Linked DNA regions of Homo sapiens: regions 1 and 2 are each linked to region 3. A link is an interaction called in ENCODE POLR2A ChIA-PET data of the cell type or tissue named here. Cell type or tissue: PC-9. All regions are shown on one strand. Links, peaks and the distances in the headings refer to the core of each region. The heading gives the core; the rest is flanking DNA. Region 1 overlaps C17orf67 (chromosome 17 open reading frame 67). Region 2 has its middle 5.9 kb from the start of SRSF1. Region 3 overlaps AKAP1-DT (AKAP1 divergent transcript).

Region 1 (4,491 bases), core at 1-4,000, 260 kb before region 3:
ATGAGCCATCTCAACAGTCCAAGGCAAAAGATTTGCAAGTTCAATTTTGGTTAAAACATGAAAGTTCTTTCCCGGGGACCTGTCCCAAAGGATGCAGCATTCCAGAGGGCTCAGGAAGGAATTTTGAATTGTTTCTAACATGATTACTCAGAGCAAAAGCTGCACAACCTAAACATATTTACTGATTGCAATGGTCCATCTCTTTGAAAGTGGGTATTAATTTAATGAATCTTCAGTTCACTGGTCTGTGTGTCTTAGGTTTGCTTTCATGGAAGTTTTTTTTAATCCTCACTACACTAAATCAAGTTTAAAGTCATTACTGGAAGATGCCCAGTGATAATAAGATTATGTTAAACTTGATCATCACAACCCCTCAAAGAAGATAGTATAAAAGTGCTTTGATAATTACTTGCAAATTCTAAAAGATATTATCATCATAAAAATATATCAAATTTTGGTGATCTCATATAAACTCTAAAATAAGCTATTAGAAGCTGAAGATTTATCAGCATTTTTGAGAATTAGTGCTCAAATACATTTAAAGATTTTTAAAAAATATATAACATCTTTAATGATAAAAATTCTGGAAGCCTACTCTTATGGAAAAATAAGAAAAGAAAGAGCATTGAAATATCTATATACACTATATATTATTTAAAATTAAAAAATTAAATATCAAATAGACTATTATTTATCATGTCAGCATAGAAATAGGCTGTTTTTGGAGTCAGTGCCCACCTGAGAAGACAGTCAGTAAGGTAAGAGACAGCACGAGCACAGGCAATGTCTTCATCCTGCCTTGGTTCCTCTGCCTCTTGCTGAGTGAATCCTCCCAGACTGAGTCAGCCAACTTGAAGGAAGCCATGCCAGGCCCTGCGCTTGTTTATGCTTTGACTAACGGGACTTACGGTATGATGCTGAATGTATCTGACTCTGAGCGTTTTAGTAATGACCACTGAAATATTTTCCTCCGAATTCCTGTAAATTTTCATCCTGAGGAAGGAAATTGTTCCTCTGTAATATGACTTTCAGAGCTTGAATCTGAAAAAGCAACATGTGATATTCACTTCATTTAAACAGACAGATAAGCACCAGACAGATGTTTGTGAGTGTTTCTCTGGAGCTTCCATTTATGCTCCTGTTTCATTGAGAATTCATGATCTATTACACATTTGTATCTTTTAGGACATTTTTCTAAAGCCCATTCACCAGTCTAATTTGATCTTCCCAATAATCTCAGAGGTAGGCAGGGAAATTAGCAAGGGGCATGATGAGTGGGGAAAAACAATTTTCAGCTGACTTTAGAGACAGAAAAACAGAGTTCAAATCCTAGCTTCAATTTTTTCTAGCAATGTAGCCTTAGGTAAGTGACTTACCCTTTCTGAACTTCAGTTTCCTCCCCTGTCAAAAGGAGATAAGAGCACCTACCTTGTGGGGTGCAATAAAGGATGAGGGGAAAGCTATGACCTTCATGGCAGCTAGTACTATTCATCGTCCACTTCCATCTTACAGTAAGAAAAGTGAGATTCAAAGATGTGAAATCAAGTTCAAGTTCACACATTATGGATGCCAAGGTAGAGCCTACGTCTTCTGTCTTCAAACCTAGATCATGTGCTCTTCCCAGTAAGCCCCATAACCTCAGGGACAACTCCTCATCTTTTACAGGGCCTCACGCAACATGCTGTCATAAGACTGGAACCAGCCATGCTCCAGATTCAAGGGTATTTTTATAAGGACAACAAAAGTTTAAGAAGCTGAAGTCATTTCAAATTCAAATCATCTATAAATATCACATGAAGAAAGTTTCTTGTTTTGTTTTGGTTTGGTTTGGCTTGGTTTGGTTTGGTTTGGTTTTGAGATGGGGGTCTCACTCTGGGTCTCACTTCAGGCTGGTGTGCAGAGGCTCACTGCAGCCTCTAACTCCCAGACTCAAGCGATCCTTCCACCTCAGCCTCCCGAGTAGCTGGGACTACAGGCACGCACCACAACACTCAATTAACTTTTTTATTTTTTTATTTTGTAGAGACAGGGTCTCACTATTTTGACCAGGTTGGTTTCAAACTCCTGGGCTCAAGTGATCCTCCTGCCTCAGCCTCCCAAAGTGCTGGGATTACAGGCATGAGACACTGCTCTCAGCCTAAGAAATTCAATACATGATTAAAATATGTCTGGAAAGCATGTGACATTTATTTGGATAAAATTCTGTATTCAGAGAGATGATCTGATGTTTCTGTGGTCACTTTGCCAGCTCAAAAGAAAACAATACCCTATGTGTATTTCTCCAAATTTATGCTAATGTGTAACTGATATTAAACCTGAATGTGCTGCCCACACAGTCAACATAAAGATATTTTGAGCAGATTGTAAACAAGAAAAAAAAGATCATGCAATGTTAGCAAAGTTGTCTCACATGTTCATTTGCTCAAATATATATATATATAAGTAAATTTTTTTTTTGAGACAGGGTCTCATTCTGTTGCCCAGGCAGAAGTGCAGTGGTGCAATCACAGCCCACTACAGCCTCAACCTCCTGAGCTCATGATCTCCCATCTCAGCCTCCTGAGTATCTGGGACTACAAGTGTGCATCTCCATGCCCAGCTGATTTTTTTTCTTCCTTGCAGAGATAGGGGCTCACTATGTTAGCCAGGCTGGTCTCAAACTCGCAGGCTCAAGTGATCCTCCTGCTTCAGCCTCCCAAAGTGCTGGAATTACAGGCAAGAAAGAATTACTGCACCTGGCCCATTTGCTCAAAATTCAATATTTGATTTCATGCACTCTGCTGCTATTAACATCCTTCTGTTTTCACATAATTTTCAATAACTAAGGAATTTTAGAGCATTTTTTTTTTTGAAACATGGTCTCCCTCTGTCACCTAGGCTGGAGTGCACGAACTTGGCTCAGTACAGCCTCAACCTCCCAGGCTTAAGTGATCTTCCTACCTCAGCCTCACTAGTAGCTGGGACTACACGCATGTGCCACCATGCCCAGCTAATTTTTGTATATTTTTGTAGAAATGGGTTTTGCCATATTGCCCAGGCTGGTCTCAAACTCTTGAGCTCAAGCAATTCTCCTACCTTGGCCTCCAAAAATGCTTGAATTACAGATGTGAGCCAACACGTGCAGCTAGTAGCATTATTTAAAAAAAAAAAAAAGAAAAAAGAAAAATTGTCACGTTAAACAGCTTGAGTTTTGTATGTGTATATTCAAATTTTTCACTCCTTTTACTCTTTGTGGTTGGATAGAACACTATTTTGTTTTATCATATCAAATAAATATCTTCTGTGGGCCAGAAACAAAATCTATACTTAGCTATAAATTTCTAATGTGTCCAATGTAAATTTACAATAGAAGTATTTTTTGGCCAGACATAGTAGCTCACACCTATAATCTTAACACTTTGGGATTCCAAGGTCAGAGGATCACTTGAGCCCGGGAGTTCAAGCCTGCAGTGAGCAATGATTATGCCACTACACTCAAGTCTGGACAACAGAACAAGACCCTGTCTCCAAAAAAAAATATTTTTTTAAATTTTGCAACTTTTGTCTATATCAGCACTGTCCGATAAAAACATAAAGCCACAGATGCAAACAACATATGTAATTTAAATTTTTTCAGTAGCCACTTTTTTTAAGTAAAAAGGTTAAATATTTTAATATTATATTTTAACATGATGAAATATCCAAAATATTATTATTTTAACACATAATCAATATAAACAAGTTGTCAATGAGAGATTTTATGCCTTTTTTTGTACTAAACCTTCAAGATCTGGTGTAGATTTTACACTTATACATTTCAAGTGCTCGGTAGCCACATGTGGCTAGTGCTACCATATTAGACAACATGGATCTAGATCCTTCCGTCTCTAATGCCACCACCCAAGTCTAGGCCATTGTTTCCCTCACCCAGCTTCTGGCACCAGGCTCCCAAATGGGATTCTAGTTTCCCTCCCTGTTCACTTCAATCTGTTCTCCAGGTAGCAGCAAGGATGAAATAGAAAGTATCAGTTAGACCTCATCACTTCCATGCATAAGATCTTTCCTCATCTTCCCATGAGAGTCAGAATAAAATTAAAATCCCTACCAAGCACAACAGGACCCTGTGTTTTTTGTGCCTACTGCCCTTTCCAACCTTACTCCAACCACTCCCCTCCTGCTCACTGCCATCTGGCCACACTCACTCACTTTCAGCTTAACAAGCCCACTCCCGCCTCAGGACCTTTGCATGTGCTTTTTCTCCCTCTTTTAATGACTGGATCTATCTCATCCTTCAGGTTTCAATTTGAAATTTCTCCTACTCAGGAAAGCCTGCCCTTACCAGCCTTCTTAATAAAAAGTTCCCTGCCCCCACCACCACCACTCTCCATCTCACAGCACTCACCATAATTTATACGTATTGCATTTATTTACTTTTTAAAAATCTGTCTCCTTCACTGGTAAGCTTTAAGCAAGCTTGTATTATTTTTATAATTTTTTAAAGCATAAGGCAAC
Region 2 (4,610 bases), core at 189-4,188, 930 kb after region 3:
ACCCAGGCTGAAGTACAGTGGCAGGATCTCGGCTTACTGCAATATCCTCCACCCAGGTTCAAGTGATTCTCGTGCCTCAGCCTCCTGAGTAGCTGGGACTACAGGCATATGCCACCACGCCTGGCTAATTTTTATATTTTTAGTAGAGATGGGGTTTCATCATGTTGGCTAGGCTGGTCTTGAACTCCTGACCTCAAGTGATCTGCCCACCTTGGCTTCCCAAACTGCTGGGATTACAGGCATGAGCCACCACACCCAACCTGAATTTGCTTTGATTTATTCTTGTCTAATTTAATGCAGTAATTTCTGATTTTGTTCAGTTCAGCACAGTACAAAGTAAAACTTAATTGAGAGTGAATAGGACATTCTTATTTCTGTTGGCATCTTTTTTTGTATTTGAATGTAACCAACTGTTCTGGAGTTGATGATGAGGTCAGTATATGGCAGGAAAAGTCTTGACGGCTGTTTTATCAGGTCTTGCAGGATGGCGTTAGCTTTGTGATGATTACAATTAAGGATGTTACCAGTTATCCAGAGTTAACATATTTCAGTCCACAAGAGTAAAACATCAAAAAAGCAAGTAAACAATTTATTTGGAAATAAGAACAAAACAAGGTGAATCATTTTGAGGGATATTTCATTCAGATCCTGAGACCTGATAAACGATCCCTGCCCCCACAGCAAAGTATTTCTCTCCAAGACAGGAAAATTCACAGCACCTGGATTCTGTGTCTCTGTTCCTGGGCAGTGCTGGGTAGAGACTGGCAATTATCTTTCTACAGGCTAATCTTCACACAGTTCTCTAAACAATATACTAGATGGTTGATTCCTTTTGTGCTGAGCAAATTACAACCACTTCCAGTTTTGCCTCCTAAGATTACATTCTCATCTTAATTGGAGTTTGAGGGTTTTCTAAACTCCTTAGTTATACATTCACTGGCATTTTTATTAATTGCTGCCACAACCAGCTGATTTAGTAAGCATGGACTTTACCAACTTCATTGTCGGAAGCAACCTAATTTTTAACACTATTACTGTTTATTAAAAGTTCCTTCCTCCAAGAGAAACTTTTTAAATACTTTTGATTCAATCCAATAATCTCAGGAGGAGACTTTTAAAAGTTCATGGAAAATGTGTATTATGAACAAATCATGCATGGATTTCAAAATTTTTTTACACCAAAATAAACTCATACTAACTTGTTATAACATGTATGAACAGGATCTAGTTTGAGGTACTAAAAAGAATAAGACATATGTTTGAAAAGAGCCCCTATCAGAGCAACATGTATTCTGTTAAAATTGAAGCAAGGACAAACATCAAATTTATGATGAACCTTGGGTGAAAAAATGGTGAAATCATTAATTCTTTACCAAAAGTTTATGGGCACAATGCCTCAAAGAAATCAGTATTTTATAATTGGAGAGTTCACTTTAAGAAGGGATGCTGGGCGCGGTGGCTCACGCCTGTAATCCCAGCACTTTGGGAGGCCGAGGCAGGCGGATCACCTGAGGTCGGGAGTTCAAGACCAGCCTGACCAACATGGAGAAACCCCGTCTCTACTAAAAATACAAAATTAGCCAGGCGTGGTGGCACATGCCTGTAATCCCAGCTACTAGGGAGGGTGAGGCAGGAGAATCACTTGAACCTGGGAGGTGGAGGTTGCGGTGAGCTGAGACCGCGCCATTGCACTCCAGCCTGGGCAACAAGAGCAAAACTCCGTCTCAAAAAAAAAAAAAAAAGGGATGAGACACTGTTGAAGAGGAAGCCTGCAGTGGCAGACTACCCACATCAATTTGCAAGGAAAAAATTAATCTTGTCATGCTTGAAGGCAATAATAAATACAGTGGTCCGTTTTCAAGACAAAATGCCTTACATGGGCTTAGGTCAGCAAACTACAGAAGAAACAGAACATACTAGACCCCTACTTGGACAGCTGATGCCTGCTTGTCAGCCTCCCTCTTCCCCCGCACTTCTCTTTCCCCCCTTAGTTGCCTTCACCCAAACCAAAAAAGTTTAGTATAAGATGAAAGTTTACTAGTCTGCAAAATAGCTCATTTTGTCTTCTCTTATCAGCCTGCCCAGCTACTTAGGTCATAAGTTAAATACTTGAATTGCCCCTGACCTAACTAGGATTGCAATGCATTGTGGGCTGCAATAAAATGCAGCAAGACAACCCTAAGAAAACCCTAAAGCCCCTACCCGACAATTAATAGTCAATGTCTGGGAAGATTGTGACCCCATAGTACGCAGCCTGTGAGAAACCAGGGGAGGGACCTGCACACTAGGGGATAAATTGCTTGTTAAAAAACTGTGCTGGGGGCCAGGTGTGGTGGCTCACGCCTGTAATCCCAGCACTTTGGGAGGCTGAGGCAGGCAGATCATGAGGTCAAGAGACCATCCTGGCCAACGTGGTGAAACCCCGTCTCTACTAAAAATACAAAAATTAGCTGGGCATGGTGGCATGCACCTGTAGTCCCAGCTGCTCGGGAGGCTGAGGCAGGAGAATCACTTGAACCTGGGAGGTGGAGGTTGCAGTGAGCTGAGATTGCGCCACTGCACTCCAGCCTGGTTGACAGAACAAGACTCCGTCTCAAAAAAAACAACTATGCTGGGGCCTGGTGTGGTGGCTCACACCTGTAATCCCAGCACCTTGGAAGGCTGAGGCGGGTGGATCACCATATGTCAGGAGTTTGAGACCAGCCTAGCCAACATGGCAAAACTCCATCTCTACTAAAAATACAAAAATTATCTGGGCATGGTGGCAGGTGCCTATAATCCCAGCTACTTGGGAGGCTGAGGCAGGAAAATCACTTGAACCTGGGAGACGGAGGTTGCAGTCAGCCAAGATCGTGCCACTGCACCCCAGCCTGGGTGACAAGAGCAAAACTCCATCTCAAAAAAATAAAATTTAATTTAAAAAAAACTGTGCTGGGTGTGCCTGTCTATCAGACACCCAATCTTGCAAGACTGTCATTAAAAGTCTCACTTTTGCTGTTCTCTGGGTCTCTGAGACAATTCTTTGGGTTTGGATGGGTAAGTTTGTTTCTCACATGCTCTCATAAAAGACGACCAACAATTAATAGCAGAAACCAAAGCCAATACCATAGACATCTCAATTGGTTTGGCTCACACAATTCTAACTGAAAAATTTAAGCTGAGCAAATTTTCCACTCAAAGGTTACTAAAACTGCACACCCAGATCAGCTGCACACAAGAGCAGAGCTTTCCATGGAGATTTTAAACAAGTGCGATCAAGATCCTGAAGCATTTTTTTGAAGAATTGTAACAGGACATGAAACATGGTTTTACCAGTACAATCCTGAAGGCAAAGTATAATCAAAACAATGGATACTAGGAGGTGGAAGTGGTCCAGTCAAAGCAAAAATGGATCAGTCCCAGAGCAAAGATCATGGCACCAGTTTTTTTTGGCTGCTCAAGGCATTTTGCTTGTTGACTTTCTGGAGGGCCAAAGAATGATAATTTGTGCTTATTATGAGAATAAGCAGATATGCTTATTATGAGAAAGCCAAAACTTTAGCAAAAAAAAAAAAAAAAAAAAACTGCCCAGGAAAGCTTCACTGGAGAGTTCCCCACCATGACAATGCTCCTGCTCATTCCTCTCAAGCAAGGGCAATTTTGCAAGAGGTTTAATGGGAAATCATTAGGCATCCACCTGGCAGTCTTTATTTGACTCCTTCTGACATCTTTTTGTTTCTTAATCTTTAAAAATGTTTAAATGGCACCCCTTTTTTTTTTTAATAATAATGTGAAAAAGGGCTGGGCACGGTGGCTCATGCCTGGAATCCCAGCACTTTGGGAGGCCAAGGTGGGCAGATCACCTGAGGTCAGGAGTTCAAGACCAGCCTGGCCAACATGGTGAAACCCCGTCTCTACTAAAAATACGAAAAATTAGCCAGGTATGGTGGCGTGCGCCTGGAATCAGCTACTCGTGGGGGCTGAGACAGGAGAATCACTTGAATCCGGGAGGCAGAGGTTGCAGTGAGCTGAGATTGCACCACTACACTCCAACCTGGGCGACAGAGTGAGACTCCATCTAAAAAAAATAAACAAAATAAATTTTAAAAAATTTAAAAAGTGAAAAAGAGTACATTGACATGGTTAAATTCCCAGGACCTGAAGTTCTTTAGGGATGGACTAAATGGCTGGTATCATTACTTATGAAAGTGTCTTGAGCTTGATGGAGCTTATATGGAGAAATAAAGTTTTTATTTTTATTTTTTAATTCCATTTTTTCCATAAACTTCCTGAAGTTCCCTCATATTAGTGTCAGCACCATACTTTACCCTGGAAATGATTACTTGGGGGGTAGGAGAAGAAAGAAATTCAAAGAGTTAACTGCTGTAAGAGCTGAAATCACGAGACACTTTTTTTTTTTTTTTTGAGACGGAGTCTCGCTCTGTCGCCCAGGCTGGAGTGCAGTGGCGTGATCTTGGCTCACCGCAAGCTCCGCCTCCCGGGTTCACGCCATTCTCCTGCCTCAACCTCCCGAGTAGCTGGGACTACAGGCGCCTGCCACCACGCCCGGCTAATTTTTTGTATTTTTAGTAGAGACGGGGTTTCACTGTGTTAGCCAGGATGGTCTCAAT
Region 3 (4,610 bases), core at 210-4,209:
TTCTAGTGGGAAGAAGTCCAAATCAAGGTGTCAGCAGGGCCATGCTCCCTCTCTGAAACCTGTAGGGGAATCCTTCTTTGCCTCTTCCTTACTTCTGGTGGTTTGCTGGCGATCTGGCATTCTTTGGCTTATAGATATATTAATCCAATTTTCTGTCGTCACATGGTGCTGTCTCTGTGTCTCCCTGCCTTCACATGGTTGTCTTCTGTTTTTTTTTTTTTTGAGATGGAGTCTCGCTCTGTCACCCAGGCCGGAGTACAGTGGCGCGATCTCGGCTGACTGCAACCTCCGCCTCCTGGGTTCACACCATTCTCCTGCCTCAGCCTTCCGAGTAGCTGGGACTACAGGCGCCCACCACCATGCCCGGCTAATTTTTCTGTATTTTTAGTAGACACAGGGTTTCACCATGTTAGCCAGGATGGTCTCGATCTCCTGACCTCACGATCTGCCCACCTTGGCCTCCCAAAGTATTGGGATTACAGGCATGAGCCACCGCGCCCGACCAAAACATAATTTGCCCAGGCTGGAGTGTGGTGGCACCATCACAGCTCACTGCAGCCTCAACCTTTCATGCTCAGGTGATCCTCCCACCTCAGCCTTCCAAGTAGTTGGGACCACAGGCACATGCCACCATGCTGCACTAGTTTTTTGTATTTTTAGTAGAGACAGGGTTTCACCGTGTTAGCCAGGATGGTATTGATCTCCTAACCTTGTGATCCACCCGCCTCGGCCTCCCAAAGTGCTGGGATTACAGGTGTGAGCCACTGCGCCCGGCCTGGTTGTCTTCTTATAAAGACGCCAGTCACACTGGAGTAGGGGTCTAATCTATCCCAGGATGACCTCAGCTTAACTAATTACATTTGCAATAACCCTGTTCCCACATAAGGTCACGTTCTGAGGTACTGGGGGTTAGGGTTTCAACGTTCTTTTGAAGGGACCTAATTCCACCCATAACAGACCTGTTTCTGTATAAACTGCTCCCTTGGTCTCTGGATTTGCCTCCAGTGGCAGTTGGTTAATCCATGGGTTCCAAGTCAGATGGCTTGGGTGAAAATCTTGCCATCGCTCTTGTGTGACTAAGGTCTGTGGAACAGAAATACAGTGATACAGATTGCTGTGATACAGAAATAAATACAGATAACAAGAGTATCTAGTATTTGAGGTTGATGGAGGATTAGGATAAAGGACTCTGCATGGTGCTGGGCATTAAGTGCTCATTAAGCCTTAGTTACTTAAGTGCCATTAGTATTGTTATTCCCCCAGCTCTTTCCATTGACTTCTCTAGGAGTGGGTTATTTATTCTTCCCTGCAGGCACACATGGTCCTGGGGCATAACCAAATGCATCTCCATTTTAAGAGAACTGGGAGTGGGGCGGAGTGTGGGAGGGCTCCTTCAGTGTATACATATAAAGGAGACAGTTCGTATTTATTAGCACTAAAAAAGTTCTTTCTGTAGATGCTTCCAATAGAAAAGTAGGGCATTTCTCAAACATGTGCCCCTGAAATTGGAGGGACTGCCAAGAGAAGAAAACCAACTGACTAATTTTTTTTTTGAGACAGAGTCTTGTTATGTTGCCCAGGCTGGAGTGCAGTGGTGTGATCATAGCTCACTGCAACCTTGAACTCCTGGGCTCAAGACATCCCTCCACCTCAGTCTCTGGAGTAGTTAAGACTACAGGAGTGCACCACCACATCCAGCAAATTTTTTTAAATTTTTTTGAGACAGGGTCTCACTCTGTTGCCCAGGCTGCTATGCAGTGGCACAATCACAGTTCACTGCAGCCTCAGCCTCCTGGAGTCAGGCAGATCCTCCTGCCTCAGCCTCCTGAGTAGCTGGGACTACAGGTGAGCACCACCATGCCCAGCTAATGTTTTTTATTTTTTGTAAGAGACAGGGTCTTCTTATGTTGCCTAGGCTGGTATTGAACTCCTAGGCTCAAGCACTCCTCCTGCGTCAGCCTCCCAAAGTGTTGGGATTACAGGTGTGAACCACCGCACCTGGCCACGTATCGAGCTAATTTCTAAAATTTTCTTGTAGATATACGGTCTTGCTACATTGCCCATGCTGCTCTTGAACTCCTAGCCTCAAGAGATCTTCCTGCCTTGCCTCTCAAAGCTCTGGGATTATATAGGTATGAGCCACTGCACCCGGCTCATTAACTAGCTAACTGTTTTTTGTTTTTGTTTTTTCTTTTTTTGAGACAGAGTCTCACTTTGTTGCCTGGGCTACAGTGCAGTGGTGTGATGATAGCTCATTACAGCCTCAACCTCCTGGGCTCAAGCAATCCTCCCACCTCAGCTCTGCAAGTAGCAAGGATTAAAGGCAAGTACCAGCCTGTTTAGCTAATTTTTAAAATTTTTGTAGAGATGGGGTTTTGCCATTTTGTCCAGGCTGGTCTTGAACTCCTGGGCTCAAGCGATCCTTCTGCCTTGGGCTCTCAAAGTGCTGGGATTACATGCATGAGAATTAACTACCTTTTAAAAAGAGACTCACAAGGTGGCATTTACCTTGATGGATTTTCCCATGGTCCTGTGTCAAGCCCTCACTTAGCTTTAAAACAGGTTCAGAAACTTCACCATGTTCAAGTCCCAGAACTGAAAGCTGACTCATACTAAAAATATTCACATGATGTACAAGATACAGAAAATGAGAGAGGGTAGGTTATGTAATTTATAATGATAAAAATGTCATTGGTGGACCAGTGCCTTTCATCAGTCCGATCATGGCTTCTCTCCTTAGTGAGAATGATCAGAAGGCTGCTGGGTGGGTACAGAGTCAGAGTGAGGGGCTTGGGTCATAGAATTTAAATGAATAATAGCATTGGGTTCAGATCTGACTGGTTTGACTTCTCAGAGAGCCCAGCTTCTTGATTAAATGAGATTGGACACCTTCTTCCTTTCACAGACACTTACTACTTCTTCTATTTTTATTTTTATTTTTATTTTTTTGGTCTCCTTCGAATACTTTTATTTTTTACCTTCTTATTCTGACTGACATACTCCTTTCTGGATAAAATGTTTTGCTCTATTCACCAGATTCTAATTTGTTGTTGTTGTTGTTAAGGTCAGGATTAGAGTCTGATAGAAATGATCCATAACTAATCTGTACCGAAAAAAATGCCGTATTTATAAGATCATGCAAATGATTTCAGGGTGTTGTGGACAACCTTGATGTCCCAGGTTAAATTCCTATGCATCCTAGGTTAAAATTCCTGCCTTAGGCAGACCTTGCCCATTTTTGAGCTGACAAAGCTGAAGCCTAACAACCTTATCTTATTTTCCTCATGGCCAAGTTCTTAGGATCACCTTCCACCCTCACCTCTCTTCTCATTCCTCTACTTTCTAATCTTATATTAGGGCCACCGTGGTGACCTTGGAACTGTTCAGACCTTGTGGATACTTCCTCAGCCACAGGTACTGGGTTGAGGTCTAATGGTGATTGTAGTCAATCCTATTTTCTCACCTTTCCCCCTTTGACTTGTATCTTGCACTTTCTCTAGTATTCCAGTTAACACACTCCTCTTTTCTTCCCTCATTCCTTTTTTCTGGCAGGCTGTGCCCATGTCCCCTTGCATCGGGTATGACTGACATATTTCTCTCATTCACCGCCGGTCTTTGTCCTTCTTTCTCATAACCATATTCATAGCCCCATCTCGCTGTTTTACTCCTTCCATCTTCCTGTTTTTCTTTCCTACCAATGCTTCCAGGGCTTACATCCCTGGACATCATTTTCTCAGTTTCTTTCTATTCCTACCTCCACTACTGCTAAGCATTGCCTTTTTTTTTTTTCCTTTTTTTTTTTTTTTTTCCCCGAGATGGAATCTTGCTCTGTCACCCAGGCTGGAGTGCAGTGATGCGATCTCAGCTCACTGCAACCTCTGACCCCCAGGTTCAAGTGATTCTCCTGCCTCAGCCTCCCGAGTAGCTGGGATTACAGGTGCACAACATGCCTGGCTAACTTTTGTATTTTTAGTAGAGACAGGATTTCACCATGTTGGCCAGGCTAGTCTTGAACTCCTGACCTCGTGATCCACCGGCCTCAGCCTCCCAAAGTGCTGTGATTATAGGTGTGAGCCACCGTGCCCGGCCTAGCATTGTCTTTAATATATCTTTTTAAACATGATTTTCAAACCATATTTGTATTTCCCATTCAGACCACTCCTCTGAGCTCCAGACTTGCATATCCAACCTAATTACTATTTATACTTTGATGTCACAAAAACAATGGGTCAAAAATGAAACCAACACTTCTCTGCCTTCAGATTTCTCCTTCTCAGGAAATTGCACCCCAGTTCACATTGTAACTCAAGCCAGAAGAATCATCATTCATTGCATTCATTGTTCCTTTTTCTTTACCACCAACAACATGAGTAAGTCTGCTCCTCTTTCAAAATATATCTTAAGTCCAAAGCAGTGTCTTCATCCCCAGAGCCATAATCCTTAGCTCAAACTAGCATCATTTCTTACCTGAACCACGTCCAGCATCCTCTTTCACTACTCTCCCTGATTCGACACTGATCTCTCTCTAATCTGTTCTTCCCACAGCAGCTACAGCTTGCTTTTAAAAACAGAAATTATGTCACTCTCTACTTAACCCTCTTTAATAGCTT

What was found. ChIA-PET counts read pairs that join two places held together with the same protein. Peaks named below come from ENCODE experiments on the same cell type or tissue, not always from the same donor. Only the 100,000 strongest peaks of a DNase experiment are listed, where the experiment ranks them.
Region 1: POLR2A ChIA-PET joins it to region 3 with 8 read pairs; 2 of 35 experiments call an interaction of 5 or more read pairs at or near these places.
Region 2: POLR2A ChIA-PET joins it to region 3 with 5 read pairs; 5 of 35 experiments call an interaction of 5 or more read pairs at or near these places.

The regions. Positions count from the first base shown.
Region 1 is chr17:56,815,018-56,819,508 of GRCh38, forward strand. C17orf67 (chromosome 17 open reading frame 67) reads right to left here. Exons shown (of 8, transcript NM_001085430.4): 5 at 739-993. The coding sequence starts at 793. Among named protein-coding and RNA genes, the nearest start is that of C17orf67, 17 kb to the right of the region's middle. In PC-9, for the core only: no CTCF peak of the experiment used is centred there; no DNase peak of the experiment used is centred there.
Region 2 is chr17:58,010,875-58,015,484 of GRCh38, forward strand. No RefSeq gene overlaps it. Among named protein-coding and RNA genes, the nearest start is that of SRSF1, 5.9 kb to the left of the region's middle. In PC-9, for the core only: no CTCF peak of the experiment used is centred there; no DNase peak of the experiment used is centred there.
Region 3 is chr17:57,078,328-57,082,937 of GRCh38, forward strand. AKAP1-DT (AKAP1 divergent transcript) reads right to left here. Exons shown (of 3, transcript NR_186437.1): 2 at 960-1,083; 3 at 1-376. Among named protein-coding and RNA genes, the nearest start is that of AKAP1-DT, 4.4 kb to the right of the region's middle. RefSeq lists an enhancer at 724-1,462. In PC-9, for the core only: no CTCF peak of the experiment used is centred there; a DNase peak (open chromatin) is centred at 2,584.